2 separate regions of the Homo sapiens genome follow, and region 2 is linked to region 1. Evidence: chromatin contacts called from ENCODE Hi-C or POLR2A ChIA-PET data. All regions are on one chromosome and are shown on one strand. Each heading gives the region's core, a stretch centred on a gene start or an enhancer-like site at or near the end of the contact. The rest is flanking DNA. Distances are from core to core; before and after follow the strand shown. Region 1 has its middle 22 kb from the start of ZNF12. Region 2 holds the start of CCZ1B (CCZ1B vacuolar protein trafficking and biogenesis associated).

Region 1 (6,948 bases), core at 3,132-5,631:
TCGCCCAGACTGGATTGTAGTGGCTCAATCTTGGCTCACTGCAACCTCTGCCTCCCATGTTCGAGCAGTTCTCGTGCCTCAGCCTCCAGAGTAGCTGGGACAATAGGCGCACACTACCATGCCCAGCTAATTTTTGTATTTGTAGTAGAGATGGGGTTTTCCCATGTTGCCCAGGCTGGTCTTGAACTCCTGGCCTGAAGCAATCCGCCTGCCTTGGCCTCCCAAAGTGCTGGGACTACAGATGATGTGAGCCACCGTGGCCAGCCCTCACTGTACGGATTTTCTAAAAAAAAAAAAAAAAAAAATTAAATTTGTCTTATTTGCCAAAAGGTAAATTAACCTTTTCTCCTCTCCTTTTTAAAGAGTATTTCCTGATAAACATTGTAATATAAATAACTTTTGTGCCTTTGACATGTATCTAAATCTTTTAAAAAGGTAAATGAACTTCTTGCCAACACTACAACCCGGGAATTTTTTTTTTTTTTTTTTTTTTTTTGAGACAGAATCTCGCTCTGTCACCCAGGCTGGAGTGCAGTGGTATGATCTCGGCTCACTGCAACCTCCACTTCCTGGGTTCAAGCTATTCTCAGGTCTCAACCTCCTGAGTAGCTGAGACTACAGGAACTTGCCACCACGCCTGGCTAATTTTTGTATTTTTAGTAGAGATGGGATTTCACCTTGTTGGTCTGGCTGGTCTTGAACTCCTGACCTCAGGTGATCCACCCGCCTCGGGCTCCCAAAGTGCTGGGATTACCGGTGTGAGTCACCCTGCCGGGCCACAACCCAGGAATTTTTTTCTTAAGAGCCTGACAGTCTTGTCTTTGAAATGTAAACCTCGAGGAAAATAGTGTCCCTATCTTCCTGTTGCCTAGGGAGTTTAGCCTAGGCACCTTGAGCTGTTACTACCTGCTTGTCAAGGAGATATGAGAAGTTTAATTTTTTTTTATCTGATACAGGTAATTAACTAGCATGGGTGGCCACCTTGATTTCCAGGTGAATTTAGGATGAGTGTTTAAGAATGCATAGCAGGCCAGGCGCAGTGGCTCACACCTGTAATCCCAGCACTCTGGGGGAGGCCGAGATGGGCGGATCACTTGAAGCCACACAGAAATTGAAAGGAGTTTGAGTCTAGCCTGGCCAATATGGCGAAACTCTGTCTCTGCTAAAATACAAATATTAGCTGGGCATGATGGCACATGTCTGTAATTCCAGCTACTCCAGAGGCTTAGGCACGAGAATCACTTGAACCCAGGAGGTGGAGGTTACAGTGAGCCAAGATCACACCACTACACTCCAGCCTGGATGACAGAATGAGACCTTGTCTCAAAACAAAAAAAAAAAAAAAAAAAAGCATAGCAAGTCCTTTTACATGAGGATGAGTTACTGTTTATCTTGAGAGCATGTATGCAATGGATTGTATCTGCCAGGCTATACAAAAAGGAGGCTTTGACCAGGCGCCATGGCTCATGCCTATAATCCCAGCACTTTGGGAGGCCGAGGCGGGCAAATTATGAGGTCAGGATTTCGAGACCATCCTAGCTAACATGACGAAACCCCGTCTCTACTAAAAATACAAAAAATTAGCCAGGCGTGGTGGCATGCACCTGTAGTCCCAGTTACTTGGGAGGCTGAGGCAGGAGAATTGCTTAAACTGGGGAGACAGAGGTTCCAGTGAGCCGACATCGCACCACTGCACTCCAGCCTGGGCAACAGAGCAAGACTCTGTCTCAAAAAAAAAAAAAAAAAAAGAGGCTTTATTTCTCTTTGCATCTCATTAATGGATCACCTGTGATGGGCATCACAGTCTGGTTTAATGCTTATTCAATGATAAAATTGTTTTCTTTATTTTCTGAATTTGTGGAGAGAATATTCTAGGTTAACAGAATAATTTATTTATTTATTTTGAGATGGAGTCTTGCTCTGTTGCCAGGCTGGAGTGCAGTGGCGTGATCTCAGCTCACTGCAATCTCCACCTCCCGGGTTCAAGTGATTCCCCTGCCTCAGCCTCCCAAGTAGCTGGAACTACAGGCGCGCACCACCACACCCAGCTAATTTTTTGTGTTTTAGTAGAGACGGGGTTTCACCATGTTGGCCAGGATGTTCTTAATATCCTGACCTCATGATCCACCCACTTCGGCCTCCCAAACTGCTGGGATTACAGGCATGAGCCACTGTTCCTGGCCTCAGAAGAATTTATTTTTAGTCTTTTCCTTACCAGTTTTTATGAAACAACTGGGCAAGAACACTGTTAGATTTCACCAAAAAGTTGTGATGAATCATTGTCCTTATATCCCATTTTTGAAAACTGACATTTTAATTGTAAAGCAAAAATAAAATTCTAAGCCTCCACAGCTGTTGAGTGGACTCCCCTGTTGGCCAGCAGGATCCAAAATAAACATGAAGAACTAATTCAGGTCATGACGGGAAGGAGGGGGTCGGACATGCCTTGTCATACTCTCCTCCCTTCAGAGTTTAGGCACAGCTGACCAACATTAACACTAGACTACAGATCATAAGACTGACAGAACAGGCTCTTTGTGTCAGTAAGATACCCAACTCCAACCAGACTCTGATATAGCATCACGTGACAGATAGCAGTCCCTGAAGGAAATCATAGTATTTTACCCCATAATATATTTTCTTTGTCACACTTTAAAATAGTCCTGCAAAGCCATCTCTTTGGGGGAAATTTGCATTCTGTAGAGAATCTCCTTCCCTTACAGAAAAGAATCCAGGTCTTTTCTCGAGATTCTGACACCTTTTAAGATCCAATAAGAGATATTTATCATCTATTCTCTCTGAAGCCTGTTCTGAGGCTTCATCTACATAACAAGAACCTTGGTTTCCACAATGCCCCTTATCTTAACTCAAGCTTTTCTTTTCTTTTCTTTCCCTCCCTCTTTCTTTTCCCTCCCTCCCTCCCTCCCTTCCTTCCTCCCTTCCTCTCTCTCTCTTTCTTTTCTTCTCTGTTGCCCAAACTGGAGTGCAGTGGCACCATCATGGCTCACTGTAGCCTCAACTTCCCAGGCTCAAGCGATCCTCCCATCTCAGCCTCCTAAGTAGCTGAGACTACAGGCATGCACCACCACACCTGGATAATTTTTTTTTTTTTTTTTGTAGAGATGGGGGTCTTGCTGTGTTGCCCAGGCTGTCCTTGAACTCCTGGCCTCAAGGGATCCTCCCAGGTCACCCTCCCAAAATGCTGGGATTACAGGCAAGAGCCACCGCAATGGCCCATTTCTTTACGTCATCTTCCAACTGTTCAGCCAACACTTAACTCTGAATCAACTGCCAATCTTTGAATCTGCTAGTGACCTGAAAGCCTTTCCAGGCTGACCCAATGTGTACATCCCATGTATTGATTTATGTCTTTGCCTGTAACTGCTGTCTCCCTAAGATGTATAAAACCAAGCTGTAACCCAACCACTTTGGGCTCACGTTCTCAGGACCCCCTGAGGCTGTGTCACCAGCCATGGTCACTCAAATAGGAGGCCCAGAATAAAACTCTTTACAAACTTTGAGTCTTTTTGGTCAACATAACCTAACCCTAAACATAATCCTCCTGGGGAAGGTGAAATCACAGGTATCTTTTCTTTGTTCGATTTGTGTATTTCCTGATTTCTCTACAGTTTTTAGGCATTTGCTGTGTGATCTAGAAAAGCTACAGAGTCTCGCTCCGTCGCCAGGCTGGAGTGCAGGGGCGCGAGCTCGGCTCACTGGAACCTCCGCCTCCCGGGTTCAAGCGATTCTCTTGCCTCAGCCTCCGGAGTAGCTGGGATTACAGGCACGCGCCACCACGCCCAGCTAATTTTCGTATTTTTAGTAGAGACGGGGTTTCACCATGTTGGCGAGGATGGTCTCTATCTCTTGACCTCGCGAGCTGCCCTCCTCGGCCTCCCAAAGTCCTGGGATTACAGGCGTGAGCCACCGCGCCCGGCCACAAATTCTATTTTCTTTCTCTTCCTTGGAAAGCATCGCTGGGCATTTATCCTGTCCTAGTATTTGAGTGAAACTTCTCTTAGCATTTCAGCGCAGTGACCACGATACACCCTTTCCTTTCCTTCTCGTTATGGGAAACTCGGTTCTAACCTGGAGGCCTTGGGCTCCAGGACCCAGTCACTGCAGCCCTGGACTTGACCCTAAAAGGGAATAAAGACAAATGCGAAGTTCAGTCCGGGGATCAGGGCTGCCGAAGCTCATATAGCCTGGGGCTTCTTAACCTTTAGACGGGGTAGAGACATTTGAAATGGCCCCTAAAGTTGGGGGGCGCTGGTAGGCTCATGGGAAATAGAGTCCGGCCCTTGTCCTGGGACCAACGGTGGGCCCTGGGAGGCGGACTTCCGGTGAACTCCTGCGCGTGTGCGCCTCTCCCTGGGTGCGTGTTCGCACATGCGCGCTGCCGCCGCACTGCCATCGCTTCCTGTGTGTCCTCAGGTCACCGCTTGCTCTAGTTCCCAGGCTTTGGCCCCCAGTGGACGAGAATCGCTGAGCCTGCGGGGCTGGACGCTGAGCGCCTAGGCCAGCACCTAGGCGGGCGCGGAGCTATGTGGGCCAGGGTTCGCACGGGCCGGGTGGAGGCTTGAGCGGGGACCCCCGAGCGTGAGCCCCTGAGCCGGCGGCCCTGCGGCCAGGGGAACCGGGCGGGAGGTGGCGAAGGTGGCAGCGGAGGCGGAGGCGAAGGGGCGGCGGGAACCGGGCCTGGCCCGTGTGTGTCCTGGGGGCCTGGCCCAGGCCGCCGCTGTACGGTGAGTCCCAGGGAGGCGGATCTGGGCCCCGGGAAGGACACCCTCCTGGATTTGCCCCGTAGGCCCGGCCCGGGCCCCTCAGGAGCAGAACAGCCTTGGTGAGGTGGACAAGAGGGGACCTCGCGAGCAGACGCGCGCCAGCGACAGCAGCCCCGCCCCGGCCTCTGGGGAGCCCCAGGAGGGTAAGTCTTTGGGTTTTCGGGCCCGGAGCGAGAAAGGCCTGGGTGAAGTCACCGTATGTTCGGGACCTTAGAGTATGAGGCGGGGGAGGGTCCGATCGCTTGCAGGAGAGGCGTGTGTTTGGCCTTGAGGCGCTGCACGGGAATATCTGGGAGGACGAGGCTTACGGGGGCGTGGAGGGTATCACCAGCCTCAGCTGCAGACGTCGTCTCCACTCCCCACTAACCCCTAACAGCCCTTCCTCCTCCTTTCCGTGCTCCAGATTTCGACCGCCTCTAAACGTCCGTCAGCATCTCTGTTCTCTCATTTAAGTGTCTGCTGATTCCCCCCTTAGATCTGCCCTGGAGACTGGTAGTAATGCAGGAACAGTCTGCAGGGATTCTCTCTTGCTGCCTCAGTTGCTAGGGGAAGAGACTGGGCCTTAGCAGGTGGGTGACTTGACCGGGTCACTGGCTTTGTGGGTAGAGTTGCTCATAGTAGAACTCAGGAGTCTTATCTCCCAGGCCAGTGTTCTTTCTCCCGTATCCTAGTTTTCTTAGTAGAAGGTTATTAGGTGCAGCAATAACCAAGTTCAGTTAGATAATTTAGAAACAAAACCATATTTTATACACATTCATTTCATTTCTGAGAGCTCACATACTCAATTCCTATGGTTTCTTTGATTTTAAGCAGTTTAAAGAGACAATAAGAAAATGCGGGCCGGATGCAGTGGCTCACACCTGTAATCCCAGCACTTTGCCGGGCTACAGCAAGAGTATCCCTTGAGACCAGGAGTTAAAGAACAGCCTAGGCAACATAGGGAGACCCTGACTCTACAAAAAATACAAAAGTAGCCAGGCATGCTGGGATGCACCTGTGGTCCCAACTACTCAGGAGGCTGAGGTGGGAAGATCAATGGAGCCCAGGAGGTGGAGGCTGCAGTGAGCTGTGAATGTACCACTGCACTCCAGCCTGGGTGGCAGATTGAGACCCTGTCTCAACAAACAAACAAACCACAAAAAACATGAGCCGTATAATGGGAATTTTTTTTTTCTTTTTGCGGGTTGTATTTGATGATGGCAGACTATTTGTAAAAGAAGTCATGTTACCCATGAGAGTCTTAACTCATCTAATTACTACCTGATTATCTTAGAGTTACAAAGTTACAAGTGCATGCTTCCCTTATCAGTCTTTTTTTTTTTTTTTTTTTTTTGAGACAGTGTCTCTCACCCAGTCTGGAGTGCAGCAGCGTGGTCTCGGCTGACTGCAACCTCCACCTCCCAGGTTCAAAGGATTCTTGTGCCTCAGCCTCCTGAGTAGCTGGGACTACAGGCATGTGACACTGCGCCTGGCTAATTTTTTTGTTATTTTTAAGTAGAGACGGGATTTCGCCATGTTGGCCAAGGCAGGTGGATCACTTGAGGCCAGAATTTGAGACCAGCCTGGCCAACATGGCGAAACCCTGTATCACTCTTTTAGGCCCTTCTGAGTGTTTGCAGGCTGAGTGTTCACAGGGTGTTAGCCTATTGAGCTTTCTTTTGTGGTTCTTACGCAGGAGATTCCTGCCTTTGCAGGCCAGAGCACTCATGACTTCAGTGACCTGCTTCTCCCCCTCTAGGTCTACCAGCCACAGTCTCTGCACGTTTCCAAGAGCAGCAGAAAATGAACACATTGCAGGTGAGTTTTCATGCTTGTGTATATGTTCCTCAACTTTATTTTATGATGCATTTTAAGAGGTTTGTAAGGATTCCTACTTTTTTTTTTCTTTTTTTTTGGGATGGAGTCTTGCTCTGTTGCCCAGGCTGCAGTGCAGTGGCATGATCTCGCTTCACTGCAACCTCCACCTCCTGGGTTCAAGCGATTCTCCTGCCTCAGCCTCCCGAGTAGCTGGGATTACAGGCGTGTGCCACCATGCCCAACTAATTTTTTGTATTTTTAGAAGAGACAGGGTTTCACCATGTTGGCCAGGCTGGTCTCAAACTCCTGACCTCAGGTGATCCTCCCGCCTCAGCCTCCCAAAGTGCTGGGATTACAGGCATGAGCC
Region 2 (6,948 bases), core at 1,193-3,692, 97 kb after region 1:
TCTAATTTGTCAATCAGTAAGCCTTACTTTAGGAGGGCTTTCAATATAGATGAAGAGTAGAAGGTATTAGTGAGATTGGGTGCATATACATTTTAAAAAGATTGTGCTCATGTAAATGATAAACATAAACCTTTGCTATATACCCCGAGAAACTTCTGCAAAAGCCTCCTAGTTTAAATCCGACCAAGTAAGGCATTCAACATACTCAGCAATACATTTAAAAAAATAAATAAATAAACAAACAATGACACATTACCAACAACTCCTCCTCTTGATATTCAATAACTGGTTTTCCATCTTTACTCTGTTTTTCAATTATAGGATTCCGAACAACCTACAAAGTTTGATAAACTGAAATTATACAATGAATTCATTAGACCATGTTTATTTTGCCTTAATTTAAAAACTTTGAACATGCTACAGCACCAGAAACACAACTTCTTAAAACAGCCCCAAGAATGAATAAAGCAAATAGGAAGAACTTGATTTTAAAATTGCAACCAATTTTATTTTAATTTTACTTGGATGCAACAGCCAGAGAACTTTCCTAAATTCTGAACAGTAAAGATCACCCATAACTTCACCATACAATTTCAGAAAGATACACTGTGTGTGTAAATACCATGACCATCCAGAAATTTTCTTCTGGTTCATTGAAGAACTGTCTGTTCTTCTGTGTATGTAAAGATTTTGCAGGTTTTGATGGGCTAAATGTCCTACAAAGGTTAAAAAAATATGTTTGGGACAATTCTCCAGCAGCAGTTTTAAGAATTCACTGAACGCTAAAGGCACACTTAGAGGTATTACCTTGTAAACTGTACAATAGCTTCACACAATCCGACATTTCTAATCTTCTCATTCTTTTCTACCTCATTTGGATGATAAAATAAAATCTTATTTTCCTCCTGAAACATGAGGAAACAGAAGCACAACATGAATAGAAACATTTCATCTTAGCTATTGAAAACGCTAAGTTCAATGTCGACCTCTTGTGTCACACATGCTAATGACAAAATAAAACAAAAACCGGTTTTAGAAAAACAGGAATTGTAATCCTAGTATTTTCAGAGGCTGAGGCGGGAGGATCACTTGAGCTCAGGAGTTCAAGACCAGCATGGGCAACACAGTGAGACGTCTCTATTATTTAAAATAAGAAGAAGAACAGGAATGATCTCATCATTGTGCAAATACTGCCCACCAGTCAGAAAGGCAATTTCGATAGTCAAGAAGTCACATCTGAAGTAGCACCAGGTAATTTTTATGAAAACTCAAGTCTCCAGGTTTCTTTCCTAGTGCTAATTTGTAATACACCAATGCTTGTAAGAAGTAAAGGTGTGCCCATCTGCAGACACATAGCTCCCTGAAAATTAAATCCAGTCAGTTCCCAGCCATTTGAACTGACAAGTTGTTTTTTTTTTCTTTTTCTGGAGATGGGGTCTGTGCTGCCCAGGCTGTAGTGCAGTGGCGCTATTACAGCTCACCTGCAGCCTCAATCACTTGGGCTCAAGCGATCCTCTGGCCTCAGCCTCCTGAGTAACTGGAAATACAGGTGCGTGCCACCACGCCCGGCTCACTTTTCAATTTTTTTTTTTTTTTTGTAGAGTTGGGGGTCTTGCTATGTTGCCCAGGCTGGTCTGGAACCCCTGGCCTCAAGCAATCCTCCCATCTCGGCCTCCTAAAGTGCTGGGATTACAGGCGTGAGTCACAGCGCCCAGCCTGGACAGTCTTTAACAGAAGTCTGACTTGCTGGAAACAAAACACAGCTCCGGACATCCTTTGAGAAAGTCGCCGTCCCCACCTCAGAAAAACCACACACACACACACACACACACCCCTCCCGAAATTAATTTATTTCCTCATTTGGGCGAAAACTATTACAGGGACCTCCAGGCTTGCATCATTTGAAGGCTAGCGTCTGCCACCCTGGTTCCACGCTTCTAGTTGGGGACTACCCACTTAACAAAGCCAAGTTCAATTTTAATTTCCCAGAACTGACGCAAAGCAAAGCGCAAAGAGCCTCAACCTGGGGTGTGGAGTGATATAGACCCGACGGGGCTTTATTCCATCGACCTAGGACCTGAAGCGGTCCCTGCCTGCTGTCAGGTCCCCGCCGCAGCCCCCTGCCCGGACTCGCACCTGGCACAATGCAGGCTAGGTCAGTGCCCCTCGAGGTGGGCAGAACCACAGGGCCACCTTCCCGGGGAACACCGGCGCCGCCCGCCCGCGCGCCGCCCCCTCCGCATACCTGTCCTTCGCGCGGCCCGAAGCGCGGGTTGTAGATGAAGAAACTCAGCAGCGCCGGCGGGAACTGCTTCTCCTGGGCCGCCCAGGGCCCGCTCCCGGCCCCGGCCGCCGCTGCAGCCATCCCGCCCCGGCCCCCACCTCGGGAGCCTCCCACGGCCCGCCCAGAGACAGCAGCCACCGGCTAAAACACCGCACTTCCGCCTCCGTCGCCACCGCCCCGGAAGCACTCGCCGCAGGCCCGGAAAAAGAATCCGCCTCGCAGCGTCCTCTTCAGGCACCCCCGGGTGGCCTTGTTGTCTGTTTCCTGGCCGAGTTTGTGTTTTGCTGGCTCGCGGAGTTTTCTCCTGGCTACAGGCGAGGGCTGCGCGTTTCAGGAAAAACCGAGCGGGCACTGTTTTTTTGTTGTTGTTGTTTTTTCTGATAGGGTCTCAGTTTGTCATCCAGGCTGGAGTGTAGTGGCGCGATCTCAGCTCACTGCAGCCTCAACGTCCGACACTCAAGCAATCCCCCTGCCTCAGCCTCCCAAGTAGCTAGGATTACAGGCGCGCGCCACCAAGGCCAGTTTTATTTTTTTGTAGAGGTGGGGTCTGTGTTGCCCAGGCTGCTCTCGAACTCCTGGCCTCAAATGGTCTCCCACTTCGGCCTCCCAAAGTGCTCCGATTACAGGCGTGAGACACCACCGCCCAGCCTGTTGTTGTTTTGGTGGTATTGTTTTAAATTTAATTTAGAGACAAGATCTCGCTTTGTCACCCAGGTTGGAGTGCAGTGGTGCCATCATAGCTCACTGCAGCCTCAACTCCTGGGCTCAAGGGATCTTCCCACCTCAGCCTGAGGAGTAGCTGAGACCACAGGCATGCACTACCATGCCCAGATAATTAAAAAATAGATAGATAGATAGTAGAGACAGGGTCTCACTTTGTTGCCCCGGCTGCTCTCTAACTCTTGGCATCAAGGGATCCTCCTGCCTCTGCTACTGGATGGAAGGTCTTGACCGTGGATTGCCCAGGTTCTTGGCTTGTTGAACACAGAACTGAACAAAATGCAATGCACAAAGTAACAAAAGAACAAAGCAACGAAAAGAAACAAAAGAAAAAACCGGAGTAAGGAATAGACAGATTTATTGAAGCGAAAGTACAACTCACAGAGCAGGAGCAAGACAGAGCAAACAGCTCAAGAGCCCCCATTAGGATTTTCATTAAGCTGGAAGAATTAGGTAACGCCCCTAGGTGCCCGTTAGAGGTCTCCGATTGGTTACACCCTCTGAAGGATTGGCCTGTGACCAATCAGAGGCTGAAGTGGAGACGCGCACCCGCCCCCCCGTCAATCAGAAGCTGTCACCCTCCCCCCCGGCCAACCCCCTGTCGTCCGTCAATCAGCCTCTGATTGAGGGAATGAACACGTGGCCTCTATGCTGCCTAATCTTGCCTAGAACTGGCTGCACCTGCTGTTCTTTTGTTTATGCCTTAACCCTTGGTTACCCTCATTCCCTATTCTGCCTCACCTGCCCTCCGAAAGTGCTGGGATTACAGATGTGAGCCACCCACACCAGGCCCATTGTTTTGTTTTTAGTTTATTTAAAAAGTATTTTATTCTAAGACAGCACTTTGCTCTGTTGCCCAGGCTGGAGTGCAGTGGCCAGATCAGACCTCACTGCAGCCTGGAACTCCGGGGCTCAAGTGATCCTCCCACCTCAGCCTCCCGAATAGCTGGGACCACAGGTGCATGCCACCATGGCTGGCTAATTTTTAAATTTTTCGTAGAGCTGGGGTCTCACTATGTTAACCCAGGCTGGTCTCGAACTCCTGGGCTCAAGTGATCCACTGGCCTTGGGCTCTCCAAGTGCTGGGATTGTAGGCATAAGCCCCTGTGCCATGGCAGTTTTTTTTGTAGAAGGAAATGTAGAGACACAAAGGAAGCCTCATTTAGAAATAAACAAGGCTGGCCACGGTGGCTCATAGCTGTAATCCCAGCACTTTGGGAGGCCAAGGTGGGTGGATCACTTGAGGCCCAGAGTTCCAGACCAGCCCCGTCTCTACTAAAATAAAAAAACTAGCCAGGAGTGGTGGCACATGCCTGTGGTTCCAGCTACTTGGGAGGCTTGAGGCAGAAGAATTACTTGAACCCAGTAGGTGGAGGTTGCAGTGAGCCAAGATTGCACCACTACACTCCAGCCTGGGCAACAGAGCAAGACCCTGTCTCAACAAAAAAAAAAAAAAAAAAAAAAGAAAGAAAGAAGAAAAGAAAGAAAAGAAACACACTTAGGGGCAGATGTGCATTCCGTTTGGCCCATTAACATCATCTACAGAGTCCTTGTTTGAGAGACCTCAAGTGACCACTGGATCACCCACACCTACAAAGCTTGCCCCTTCCCCCCATTCCTTCAGCGCAGGTCTGGAGGCAGATGGGGCACCATGTGTGCCACGGGAGCAATATCAGAGGTGGCAGACTCCCCAGAGTGGCTGTTCCTGGACCTTGTCGCCTGGGATTCCCTTGCCTTTGAGTTGTGTGGGTTGTGGCATAGTTGGGATGGCTTGTTACAGTTATGTGGATTCAAGCCTTGGCAGCATATGGTTTGACCAAACTCAAGAAGACTTTGGTTTAGATTGCCTTATCTGTCACATATTAAGTTTGGAAGCAGAACCACTTCCCTTATCCAGCCTGGCAGATAAGGGAAGTGATGAGTTGGAATTTGGACTGGAGACAGATCTGGGTACATATCCACTTTTGCCATTCACCGACTGCACCAATCTCCTTGCACCAAAGAAGAGATAGAGACTCTCTCGTCTGTATCTCTTATTTGGAAAATGGCTAATAGTAAATTCCTGCCAAGTGAGAGTTTCACTTGAAGAGTTAAATGGGACTATGAATGTGCATCAGGTGCCAGCAACTCATCATTATTTCATAAACTGTTGACTTTCCCAATTAGCTTGCTCTAGTGCATGCAGTTATTCCATGAGAAATACATGTTTTGGCTGGGTGTGGTGGCTCATGCCTGTAATCCCAGCACTTTGGGAGGCCGAGGATGGCAGATCACTTGAGGTCAGGAGTTTGAGGGCCAACATGGTGAAACACTGTCTCTACTAAAAAATAAAAATAAATAGCCATGCGTGGTGGCAGGTGCCTATAGTCCCAGCTACTCGGGAGACCGAGGCAGGAGAATTGCTTGAACCCGGGAGGCGGAGGTTGCAGTGAGCTGAGATTGTGCCACTGCACTCCAGCCTGGGTGACAGAGTGAGACTCTGCCTCAGTAAATAAATAAATAAATAAATAAATTAATTAATTAATTAATATAAAGTACAAGGTGCTATATAAGTGAGTGAGATTAATATTTTATAGTATGAGTCACAGTTTCTCCCAGGATACCTCTGTGTCCTTGTACATGTTTGCCTCTCCCTTCCTCCCACATACAATTCATTGCAGGAGGCATCGAAAGAGGGAGATGACAAAAAACAAAATGAAACATCCAGAGATCAAAGAAAAGAACATGCTTTTATGGTTTCAAAGTTAAGGATGCAAGAACGCTTAGACCTCAATGCATCTGCCTCTCCAAACACAGTCCTTGGGTGTGCACGGGTACCAGGCAGGAGTGGTAGTGACGACAGATACCCACATAGGTTTGGAGGTCTCAGAGGAGAGGGTGTGTGTGTCTTTCTCCCTGGGGAAGCTGGGGGAGGTGGTGAGCTTTGCAGAGTTCCCCTCTGGGTCAAGCATGGTTTGGTAACAGTAGAGTAACCACGGAACAGGGGTATCTGGATGAGAAATCCTTATTGTTCAGGAAGAAGCTGAATGACTTACTTGTGCACAGAAGGAATTCAGAGAAAGCCAGTGCTGAGAAGCCTCAAGGTCAGGACCAGGAGGAGGTAGCAGTGGCCCCTCAAGACCACGAGAGTAGAGAGGATTGAGGATGACTCTGTGTTCACTATTCGGACTGAGAATACTCCAGTCCCATCTGGGGCCTCGACTCTCTCCCCTAGCCTATGGTAAGAAGGGAGAAGAGGTTGCTTAATTACCTGACATGATTAAGATTCTGACACCCAGCACAATGGGAATTCAAATCAAGTTCAGTTACAGAAATAGAAGTTAGATGTTTTGCGCAAAGAATTTGCGAACTCAAATTCCAAAGGAATGAGCTGTGGGAAAGACACATTTTGGTGTTGGAAAGGGAGCTCAGTTCCAAGTAGAAAGTGACAGTTCCAACCGGGTGCAGTGACTCATGTCGGTAATCCCAGCAATTTAGGAGGCCAAGGTGGGCAGATCACTTAAGGTCAGGAGATTGAGACCAGCCTGGCCAACATGGTGAAACTGCGTCTCTACTAAAAAAAAAATACAAAAATTAGCCTAGTGTGGTGGCAAGCCCCTGTAATCCCAGCTTCTTGGGAGGCAGAGGCACGAGAATCACTTGAACCTGGGAGTTGGAATTTGCAGTGAGCTGAGATTGTGCCACTGCACTCCAGACTGGGCTACAAAGTGAGACTCTGTCTACAAAAAAAAAAAAAGAAAAAAAAAGTCCCAGTTCCAGGCTAGGTGGTTCTGGACATAGGTTGTCACATATGTCTGTCTCCTCCCTATCAAGGTTATATATATATATATATATATATATATATGCGTGTGTGTATATATATACACACACCACAGACACACACACACACACACACACACACACATATATATATATATATATAGGTTTGAGACAGTCTTGCTCTG

Evidence for each region. Hi-C counts contacts between places; a loop is a spot of excess contacts on that map. ChIA-PET counts read pairs that join two places held with the same protein, here RNA polymerase II (POLR2A). Pooled maps may share reads with other maps.
Region 2: a loop to region 1 is called in a pooled map, with 9 times the contacts of the local background. The contact joins the promoter of CCZ1B here to the enhancer-like site in region 1. A Hi-C loop is called at or near these places in 2 of 168 maps with a recorded cell type or tissue (CD4-positive, alpha-beta T cell and GM13977), 8 of 37 single-sample maps with no recorded cell type and 10 of 50 pooled maps. POLR2A ChIA-PET finds 5 or more read pairs at or near these places in 2 of 52 experiments (activated T-cell and activated naive CD4-positive, alpha-beta T cell).

The regions. Positions count from the first base shown.
Region 1 is chr7:6,725,375-6,732,322 of GRCh38, forward strand. No RefSeq gene overlaps it. Among named protein-coding and RNA genes, the nearest start is that of ZNF12, 22 kb to the left of the region's middle. RefSeq lists enhancers at 693-742, 3,250-4,225, 4,277-4,486 and silencers at 4,637-4,746, 5,157-5,206. Within about 2 kb of position 4,382, at least 39 of the 41 ENCODE cell types and tissues checked have a DNase peak (open chromatin) inside an H3K27ac peak, as active enhancers do; they include CD4-positive, alpha-beta T cell, where a contact is called at or near this core.
Region 2 is chr7:6,823,833-6,830,780 of GRCh38, forward strand. It overlaps CCZ1B (CCZ1B vacuolar protein trafficking and biogenesis associated), which reads right to left and starts at 2,443. Exons shown (of 15, transcript NM_198097.5): 1 at 2,246-2,443; 2 at 808-905; 3 at 623-716; 4 at 257-334. The coding sequence starts at 2,365. RefSeq lists an enhancer at 3,386-3,680.